Linked DNA regions of Mus musculus: region 1 is linked to region 2. The links are chromatin contacts, found by POLR2A ChIA-PET in ENCODE. All regions are on one chromosome and are shown on one strand. The core of a region is the stretch at or near the end of the contact, and the rest is flanking DNA. Distances in the headings are between cores, read along the strand shown.

Region 1 (5,223 bases), core at 1,978-4,477, 680 kb before region 2:
GCCGTGCTTTAACCAGCACTGAGAACCAGCACTGAGCTCTCTAACTCAGTTCCTGGTGGACTAACTCATGCTCTTCAGCAGAGGGAATTAAGTGAAAGGATTTATTGTTAGTGCTCCTCTCTCTGGAGAGTGAGTGGGGAGCCCCTGGCTGGCCAGGTAAGAGGCTCAGAGCTCCTTAACTGTTTTTGAACCAGAGAGAAGTCCCTCACACAAACAACAACAACAACAACACACACACACACACACACACACACACACACACACACCGGAAAATGTGTGTGCTGCACCACCTTCCTTTATTGCTGTCAGACTTTTTATACTTTTAGACAAAAAGTTCTCTAAGAAAGAATTCCCTTATAGATAAAATGTTACATAAAAGGGAGTTACGGAAAGGTATCAGTAACAAGTGCAATGCAGTGTTTTATACGATAAGCTCACTATAAGTTCAGTTTTTACATGCCCTGGCCTGATCATAGTGCACACCTGTGGCTTCATCCTTGGACCTGAATATTTTTCCTTGAACACAAATTTGTCCCAAGCCTATTTTCTCCTTTTAGTGTAATTTTGAAAGCTTGTTGTATCTTTTATTATGCAGCCTTTACTTACTATTCTGAGGCACGGGCACTGTCTATTCCTGATTCTAACTTTATTACATCTTTCTAGCAAAACAACTAAAACCATCTTAAAGCTTTCTTCCCAAAAGGATTTGAATCAAATCAGGAATTCTATGAAATCATTAATTCATCTAAACAGCATTAATTCATGAAAGTTCATCTTTAGGTTGATCTATACGAAATCTGCTCAATAGAGTGGGTGATGCTCTGGAACCCTTAGATTATCTATGACAGGAAAGGCATATCAGCTGCAGGAAGCAACCCAGAGATGAAGCCTCTTGAGAGCTTGCCTCTCAGAGCTCAGCCATCATAAGCCTCCAGGAAGGTCCCCTTTCCTCGATGGCTCCTGACAAGAACCACAAGAATAAAATAGGATGATATACTAACAGCAGTTATGAACTTAAGCCTTCATAATAGTGAGCTTTTCCTAAAAAAGCATAGTTTTTAAATCTCCATTCATTTTATTATCTTTACAAAAGACCAAAGGGAAAAGATGCTATGCAGAACTAAAAAGCCAGCCTTCCTTTTATGAAGGAGACGACCTTTGCCTTTGTTAGAAGAGGTTCAGAAACCCTGGCAGGTCACAGAGGTCACAGCAGGGCTAGAACCCAAGTTCAGTGCCTTAAATGTTGGCTGATTTTATTTCCTTAACTTAGAATCTTCCAACTTCACTTTTGGAAATGTTGGCATCGATTGTCCTTCATGCCTCTGAAATGAATTCTGGAATGTATGAGCAATTGGGTATGAAATGTCACCAAGCTATAGGCTGGGGCATATATTATCTAATAAAGGCGTCTACTTGGGTATTCTTCAAATGCCTACAAATTGGGAAATACAGTAGAAACATAAAAGACATGGTTCTACAGGGAAAGCTAATCTACCCTGATGGTATAGGTTGTCTAGTCTAGGCTACCTGTGGGGATTGGCTGCAACAATGTAAGCTTTATTGTTACTCATGGTCTCACACTGGACAAGGAGGAGCTTTCTGCCACTTTGGAGCATCTCACACTGTAGTCCAGGTTGGTCTGGAGCTCTGGATAACTCCCCTGCCTCAGCTTTCCTAGTATATGCACCATCATGCCTAGTTTCTTTGGTTTGTTAACTATGCTATGGTTTAAATGGGCTTTTCTATCTATCATATATATGTTGTGAAAACTGTTTATAGTACCTTGTTTTATTTTTATTTTACTTTTTATTTCTAGGACATACACAGTTAAAAATTCCTCCTCTAGACTGATTGAAACTCATTCATTGGTTTAAATGAAAGTTAAATGGGTAGGGGATATGTTAGACGTATGTATATCTTAACATAGAGTTAGTGAGTCAACTCTCAAACTCAAGAGGAAAGACATATTACTAATGAAGTGCAGAGGGCCAAGGTTAGGGCTAGCGGCAAGGAACACTTGTTATCCTCTTGCTGAGGGCTTCATTTGGCTTTCCAGCACCAACTTGGTGACTCAGGCTCGAAACCTATTCTAACTCCAGTCCCAGGAGATCTAATACCCTCTTCTGTCCTTTGAGTGCACCAGGAATACACACGGTGTGGAAAAAAGAGCAAAATAAAATAAAATTGATTTCTAGAGAGAGTTTTAAATGAAGACTAAAAAAGAGGCCTCATAGTTATAAAATGTACTGCCACTGTTCCAGAATGGCTCATGGAAGCTTGTGGCTTACTATTAACTTGGAAACACGAATAAATGATGAAAATTAAAGTATCCAGTCCAAGTCTTCTGGCTATATGATGTTGTCACGGTCTTGCTTTCACACTGATCACTCTGTACCCCTGCAGCATCTCATGGACAGGGCAGGCCCCGCTTCAGTGTGACAGAATGCTGCTTGCTACAAGCTGCATTTCCTAGGGCAGGAGCCAGCGGGGAGTTATGGTGGCTTCAGGGGCTCGAGGTGGACACGAAGTCCACACAGTGGCCTCTGCACTTTCAATCATTAACAGGTCTTTTCTGGTCACAAGACTGAGGCAGGAACTCTGGGAACTGTAAATGCGCAAGATGTAGTTAACAATGTATTAGGTTTTTCTAACTCTGTCCCTCTCTGTGTCCCTCTGTCTCTGACTCTCTCTAGGTCTCTCTTCTTTCTTTTGAAGACTACTGTAGGTGGGTGCCACTATGTCTAAAAATAGGAATAACAACGCCCACTGCATACACACCGGAGGACAGAACACAGACCTCCTCTACCTGCACCTGGGAAGTTGTGAACCCGGAGTTGGGGCGCGAGTGCCTGGGTGGCGGCAGAAATCCCCAGGCATCAGTAGGCAGCTACCCCAGTCGGAACCACCGGCCGCCTGCTGTGCAGTTCTCCAGTGCAGATAGATCTCCTGGAGCCTAGAACTTGAAAGAAAGAAAAAAAAAAAAAAAAAAGCCTCCCGGCAGACAAGAGTAGGACCTTGCTTGCGGTCCTGGGTGACTTACCCTCCTCTAGAGTAGGAAACAAAACCTCCTAAGCTCCAGAAGGTCTGTGGGGAAAGAGGTGGGCTGGCTTTCCCTAACTTCGCTAGGCTCCCCCTCTCGGTTTACGCCTGTACGGTCTGGCGGCGCACGTCTTGCTCCTGGTTGCGCCAATGGGGAACTTTGGTCCTCTCCGGCCACCGTGGCGGCAATATGGCTGCGCCCATGGAGAAGAAGGCGCATTCCAGAGCAGAAAGCCGACCCCAGCTCGCTCGCTCGCTCATGGACCGTAGCGCGGAGTTCGGCCGGTGGAAGGCGCAGAGTCTGAGCAAGGCGGACCTTAGCCGCAAGGGCAGTGTGGACGAGGACGCGGTGGAGGTGGTGGAGCTCCTGAACTCGCGGGAAGAGTTTTTCACCACCAGCTCCTGCGCAGGGCGCATCCTCCTTCTGGACGGGGTGAGGCCCGGGCCGGGGGAGGCTGTGCAATGCTAATGCGTCCTCCGGGTGATGGTGGAGCTAGCTTAAGTGGCGAAGGCTGGGGATTGGATTTACAGAGCGCTGGAGGAGCTCGAGTCTCCAAGTCCCTTCGGTCACGCTCGCCCTCGAGCCGCGCTAACCCAATCACTGTCGCTATGAGATGGGCGCCCGAAGGTTAAGGGGTCGCTGCCCCCTGGTGGCCGGTGTCATTATTACAGCCCTGGGCATTTTAGCTCTAAATGAAACAGTACTGTAGATACATGGTCAAAGCCCCTGGCTGCACGCTCTCATCCTCTTCCTGTCCCACAACACAGGATAACTAGACAACACGTGAAATAGGGTAATTTATTTCCAACATTTCTCATCGTGCCTGGCCCCATATTGCTGGTTAAAAGTCGCTAGGTTCCGCTTGGTTCTTCACGTACTGAAGTCCCAGATTATCGAGGTCTGTTCATGTTTATATTGCTTCCACCACTCCCGTTCTGTTCATGGACACTCTTGCTCACAAGCTAGCTGCCCACACCTCTTCTACAACTGCCCTGCCTGGGTTTATTCAGACGAGTCTCCAAAACACTGTTGTCTCTTCTCCAAGCCATGTTTCACAACACATTCATATGTATATGCATATGAGGGATGCATACACATATATGTATAATATATTTATAAATGTATAAATATATATGTATATACTATGTGTAAAATATCTATAATGAAAACATATTATAATTATGATTATACAAAATATAATCATAATAGAATATGATATATATTTTATATATTTTCATTTTTAAGCAGAATTTACTTTAGAAAATCCAAATTTATATTGTTCTGTAACCTGCAATCCTTTCCTCATTTTAACCAACTGCCAAGATTGAACTATTTTCTTTAGTTACTTGTCTTTGTCTTGTTCCTGTTCTTCATTTAGGAGTGGCAGAGTACTGAGAACCGAACTTAGGGTCTCGATCATGCTCAGCAAACACTCTACCACTGAGTGAAACTTCCAGCCTCCTCCCTACCTTTTGTTTTTTTTTTTTTTTAAACCTTCTAAAACAGGATCTTTCAAAGCTGCATAGACTGATCTTGAACACATTTAATAGACCAAGAACTCCTGGAACCTGTGGTCCTCCTGCCTCAGCTTCTGGAGTAGCTGTCCTATAATGCTTCCCCTATATCTACATAGCTGAGACACGACTCTCCAAGCTCCACTGTTATGCCAGACACAGAAAGAGGTGCAGACAAGCACAGTGCCCACTTAAGAGTGGCTGTCCATTCTGAGTTGTCATAGGATGCTTTCTGAACCTTGTCTAGCTTATGTATCTTATACTTGGTGGCTATTTATTTTTACTCTGCTTTATTAGAAAAGAAGGAAAGTGAAAAAAAAAATCAGGGTGGAGAAAACATAGGTAAGCCAGAGATGTTCCAAGTCGTGGTGTGACATTGTGTACATTTGCTAAGCATAAACCACTCATTTGGCTCGGAGGTTGTTTATAACAGCCAGCCCATGTTCCTAGAGCCTCACTATGAAAACCGGTCGTTCAGGGCCCACGCTTCCCCCACCAGCTCCCAGAGGAGCCTCCAGAGCTTTGTGTGCGTGGTTGTTGTAGAGATGCGGTGGTCTTCATGTGTGTGGTTTTCTGCTCTCCCTTTGCAGACTCTGAGGGAAGGATCTGTATATACCGATTAGAATTTGCAAAGAAGCAGTGTTTAGGTCGCTGTTGGAATGACAGCCT
Region 2 (4,831 bases), core at 583-3,082:
CTCAGCCTTTTCCGATTACTTTCTCTTATATTCTTTCTGTGTCCTTCTTCAATGATAGTCACTAAGCTCTAAAAAGAGGTTAGCCCTCAACAGATGTATTTTCTGAGAACCTTGGGCAGCCAAGAGTCTCTGCATAGAAAGGCTTATCTGAATATGGCTAAGAGTAGCATTTTTTTAATGAATATAAGCATAGATATTCAGAAGGCAGCCAACAAACTTTAAAATGAGAAGTGTGGCACACAATTTGTATTTTACGATTACAGCATTTTCCAGTTTAGACTGGCCACATTCCAATCCCTCCCGTGGCTGTATCTGACATCTTGGCTTTAGAGTGATAAATGAACTTATAACTAGTTAGTTGCATTGCAGCTATAGTTCTTTAGGGTGGGGAGGCATACTTTATTCTTTGAAGAGGCAAACTGGGCGGGGGAGATCGCATGCCTAGCATTTTCAGTTGTGAGTTCAAGGCCCAGGACTTTAAAAAAAGGTTAAAAATGAAGAGGTTAAACCATATTAATTTACCAGCACAGAGTGGAAAAATTAACCTTATTTTAATGATTTCTGGGATCAAAACGAAGCATGTATTTTCACCTGGTGTCTTTCAAGGATCTTTCCATAGCAATATATGTGGCGCTTTTTGATTAGCTGGGTAACAGACACTCTATAACTGATCAATCTTCGAGGGTATTGGGGATAGGGACTCGAGCTCAGGTTGGCTTCCAAGTGCCTACACAGCTGAGGATTTGGATCACTGATCCTCCTGCCTCCGCTTTCCCAGTGCTGGGATAACAGGTCTGCACTAGCACTCCGGGTTTGAACGCTGTGGTTGACATCAATGTCCAGGCTCCTTGAATGCTAAGGAAAGCTCTTTGCAAACTGAGCGACATGGGGTCCTTCAGGCAGACTCGTAGCCGGCTGCATCGTGACCGCGGAGTCCTTCAGGCAGGTGTGCGACCGGCTAAATCGCGGCCGCGGGGTCCTTCGGGCAGAGCGTGGCCAGCTACGTAGGGCGTGGGCGGCCGGGCGGGCGCGTGTGCGCAGGCGCGCGGGCCCTGACTCCCCGTGCTCCCGCGCGCTTCAGTCTTTCGGCGGTCGGACATGGTGAGAGCACCGTCGCTGCGGTGCGCGGAGGCAGGGGTGGTCTGGGCGGTGGGTCGGGCTGCGGGGCATCGCGGGCTCGCACAGCATGGGGAACAGGCGGGCCTGCAAGGCGATCATTCTTGTGGGGCCCAGGCTGGCCTGGAGCTCTCCGCAATGCCCCTGCCTCGGCCTCCTTAGGCCATACTTGGACTGCCGCTTGAGCTGTGTATGGCTCAGCGTTTTCTGCACTTCTCGAGGCCTGGGATCTTATCCGCGGACCGTGGGCGAGCCTTCCTGGATTGGGCCGCCTGATATTTTTTCTTAACATCGGGGACTTGTACGTGCCTGTATTTTGAAGGTTACATGATCATTTACGAATGTTGTTTCATAGTTAAACATTTTAACTGGGATGGAAGGAAGTCGGCCTTGGCCCACGCCTTTTAATCCTAACACTCTTGGATTAAAGAAGTGAGGCAGAAGCAGGTGGCCTGGTCTACACAGGGAGTTCCAGACCAGACAGGGCTTCATAGCCGAGACTCTGAATAAAGTAGGAAATTTATTTTGGCAATCGCTTTGACCTACTTATTGGGTGAGTCTTAGAATCGAAGGTGGAATTTGGAGCTAATGGGTCTGATTATTTAGCAAAGGGGTTAGCATGTGAAGACTGTAGAAAGGTGCGCTGAAGCCTCAAACTTGTTAAGCAAGAGTGTGTATTTCTGGCATAACTCAAAAGATAAGCGTCAAGATTCGGGTCAATGATGAGCTGGCATGTATTCTGAATCTAAAGTTGATTATAAACCACTTTAGCTCTAGAATTACTCTGAGACCTGAAAGAAAAAAAGTACTGAGATCTGGCTATGTGTGAGTCTGAGATGTCACGATTTCCGGATGGTGAATGGGATCTCTGCTTTTTTCTTGGAAGGGCACACAGCAGAAAGACGTTACTATCAAGTCAGATGCGCCTGACACCCTGTTGCTGGAGAAGCATGCCGATTATATTGCTTCCTATGGCTCAAAGAAAGATGATTATGTGCGTATGATTCTTTTTTCTGTTGAAAGGTTTCTAAGACTAACAGCAATAAGTATAATACTTACTTGTATAATACTAATTGAGAGGCCTGATTTAAAATGTATTATAGGTGTACCTTGTATATCAGAGGTTGGTATTTGACCACATCAGTCATGTGCTGGTACATAAAGGGCGGAAGTGCAGGGCTGCAGGTAGAAGGGGTTTGCTCATTTCTGTCTGGGGTAAAACCTTGAAGGTCAATGATGTGTTGGCATGTATTATCTGAATTCGCTGATGTGTCATAACACTTTAGCTCTAGAATTACGCTGAGACCTTGAAAAGGTTTTACCTAAACTTGATGTAATGGTGTGCCTGGGGAAATGGCCGGGGAGGTTGCCAGCAGCAAGCAGGGGTGGCTGAGTTTGAGAAGGCCCAAGCTGTGGGGGGACCCTCCAAGGAGGAGTCATTTGGGTAAAAGTATTTGTGCAGCAGCTCTCTGTCTTAGAGAGCGTGGCATTTGACTGTCTTTACAACTTTTCAGTTAGTGGGAATCATAGGCCCAAATGTGTGGCCTTCTTGCCAACTGTGCACCTGGTTCTTTTGGGTTTGGTTTGGCAGCACGCCAGTGAGGCCTTCACCTGAATAAATGCTTGTGAGGTAATGCTTCATTTGGTTCCCATCTTTAGCGTCATTTATCTTTCCGTATTCATAGACTTCATTTGTAGAATGCAATAATTGATGCTTAGTAAACAGTAGGCATCAATACTGCTTTTGGTTAATTCACCTGAGGTTAGCACTTGGAGACTAAGAGTATTGGCTCTCAATCTTCTTGCTGCTGTGACCTTTCCTAACAGTTCTACGTGTTGTGGCGATCTCCGACCATGAGATAACTTTTGTTGCTACTTACTTCATAACTAGTTTCATTGTTAGGAATCAGAATGTGGGGCCCAAAGGGTCGGCAACCGCCACTCTAAAGCCTTACGAGTTGTTCACAGCTGACTTAGGTAGAGGTGGGTTATGTAAAGTCAGAGTGGCAAATCTGAGATGCTTCTCCTAGGAATACTGCATGTCTGAATACCTGAGAATGAGCGGCGTCTATTGGGGCCTGACTGTGATGGACCTCATGGGACAGCTTCATCGCATGAACCGAGAAGAAATCCTGGTGTTTATCAAGTCGTGCCAGCATGAGTGTGGGGGAATAAGTGCTAGCATTGGGCACGACCCCCACCTTCTGTACACGCTCAGTGCTGTCCAGGTGAGCCCTTGTGAAACCTTGCCACTTGCTGTGACCACCCAAAGGCTACTTCCCACAGGTCAGTGATGTCATGGCATGTATTAGCTGAATGCTAACCTGATGCAAGTTACAAATTACACTGAGACCTTGGAAGGTGAACTCCTTGTGTATGTTAATTGAAGCACAGTCCAGTTCAAATTTGGTTTCAATGAAGAGCCAGAGGATAGTTAAAGCCCTACCTGTTTCTTACCTTATCAAGGGAACAAGAAGTTTATAGTAAGCTTGAGAGGGCCTGGTGGGTGACTCTGATCCAGGACAAACCTGTGACACCCGCTTGTCTTTCAGATTCTTACTCTGTATGACAGTGTTCATGTTATCAACGTAGATAAGGTCGTGGCCTATGTTCAGAGCCTACAGAAAGAAGATGGCTCCTTTGCTGGAGACATTTGGGGTAAGACCAGATTGCAGTTTTTGTCAGCTACTCCTACTCAGAATATCTTTTGTCTTGGTGGTAGTAATCATAAGATTTCAAGTTGTTCCGTCTTTTCAGGTCCCACTAAGCAGTTGGTCTAACTGGAATAAAATGGCCTGCTGGAAGTCCCAGCATGCCCCGTGCTGGCTTGTCAGCACACCACACTAAAAGATAAGGTAGGTTCAAGTTTTATCTCCAATAATAATTAACTTCCCTGAAGGTAAAGACCTGGGGAGGTCTCTAAACGTTTGTCAAATTAGTAAATATCTTGAGTTGGGAGATGGAAATTTTTCCTTTGATTAATTTAGATAATCTGGGGGGGAACAAAATGCAGTCCTGAGACCAGCTGCTTTGTGGGATGTGAACCTTTTTTAAAGCAGGGCTTTGATTATGTTACTAAATTACTAGCCCGAATGGGGGGCGAGGCATATACTCCTGCCATTTTATAGGTTCCTTTCTTTTCTGGGCCCTTGCAAGCTACTAGGCTATTGCTTTCTATTTGCCTAGCTGGTTTCCTCAGAAGTTGGGGGACTGCCTCCTAGTGAGCATAGTCAGTCTTGACTTTGGGGAGTTTAATGGGTTTTGTTCTTAGGTGACTTGGTAGCACTTACATGTCTGCCTTGGCTCTTTTTGTCTTTTAGGAGAAATTGATACAAGATTCTCATTTTGTGCGGTGGCAACTTTGGCTCTTTTGGTAAGCTTTGACTGTTGCATTAAAGGACCGAATTAAACACTTGAGTACTAGGTAGCTGTAATAGGCTGCTTCCTTTCTCGTCATAGGGCAAGCTTGATGCTATTAATGTGGAAAAGGCGATTGAGTTTGTTTTGTCCTGCATGAACTTTGATGGTGGATTTGGGTGCAGACCAGGCTCTGAATCTCACGCTGGGCAGGTAATTTTGCAATTAAAGTTTATAGGGGTTTTGTGTTGTGAATGGCCACACCTTCTCACTGAGTTTTGTGTATATGCTGGGTCTACACAACTTCACCCTAAGTAAACACCAGTGCTCCTTATTGGCATTTGTCTGTTTATGTGGG

Evidence for each region. ChIA-PET counts read pairs that join two places held with the same protein, here RNA polymerase II (POLR2A).
Region 1: POLR2A ChIA-PET joins it to region 2 with 15 read pairs in Patski. The contact joins the promoter of Tyw3 here to the promoter of Rabggtb in region 2. POLR2A ChIA-PET finds 5 or more read pairs at or near these places in 2 of 5 experiments (Patski and embryonic stem cell).

Annotation. Positions count from the first base shown.
Region 1 is chr3:154,595,102-154,600,324 of GRCm38, reverse strand. It overlaps Tyw3 (tRNA-yW synthesizing protein 3 homolog (S. cerevisiae)), which reads left to right and starts at 3,227. Exons shown (of 6, transcript NM_172474.5): 1 at 3,227-3,472. The coding sequence starts at 3,299. It overlaps Cryz (crystallin, zeta), which reads right to left and starts at 3,614. Exons shown (of 9, transcript NM_009968.4): 1 at 3,041-3,614.
Region 2 is chr3:153,909,204-153,914,034 of GRCm38, reverse strand. It overlaps Rabggtb (Rab geranylgeranyl transferase, b subunit), which reads left to right and starts at 1,832. Exons shown (of 8, transcript NM_011231.2): 1 at 1,832-2,110; 2 at 3,147-3,344; 3 at 3,669-3,774; 4 at 4,437-4,489; 5 at 4,576-4,686. The coding sequence starts at 1,976. It overlaps Gm24494 (a small nucleolar RNA gene), which reads left to right and starts at 2,345; the gene lies at 2,345-2,425. Snord45c (small nucleolar RNA, C/D box 45C) reads left to right here and starts at 1,846; the gene lies at 1,846-1,906. It overlaps Snord45b (small nucleolar RNA, C/D box 45B), which reads left to right and starts at 3,424; the gene lies at 3,424-3,468.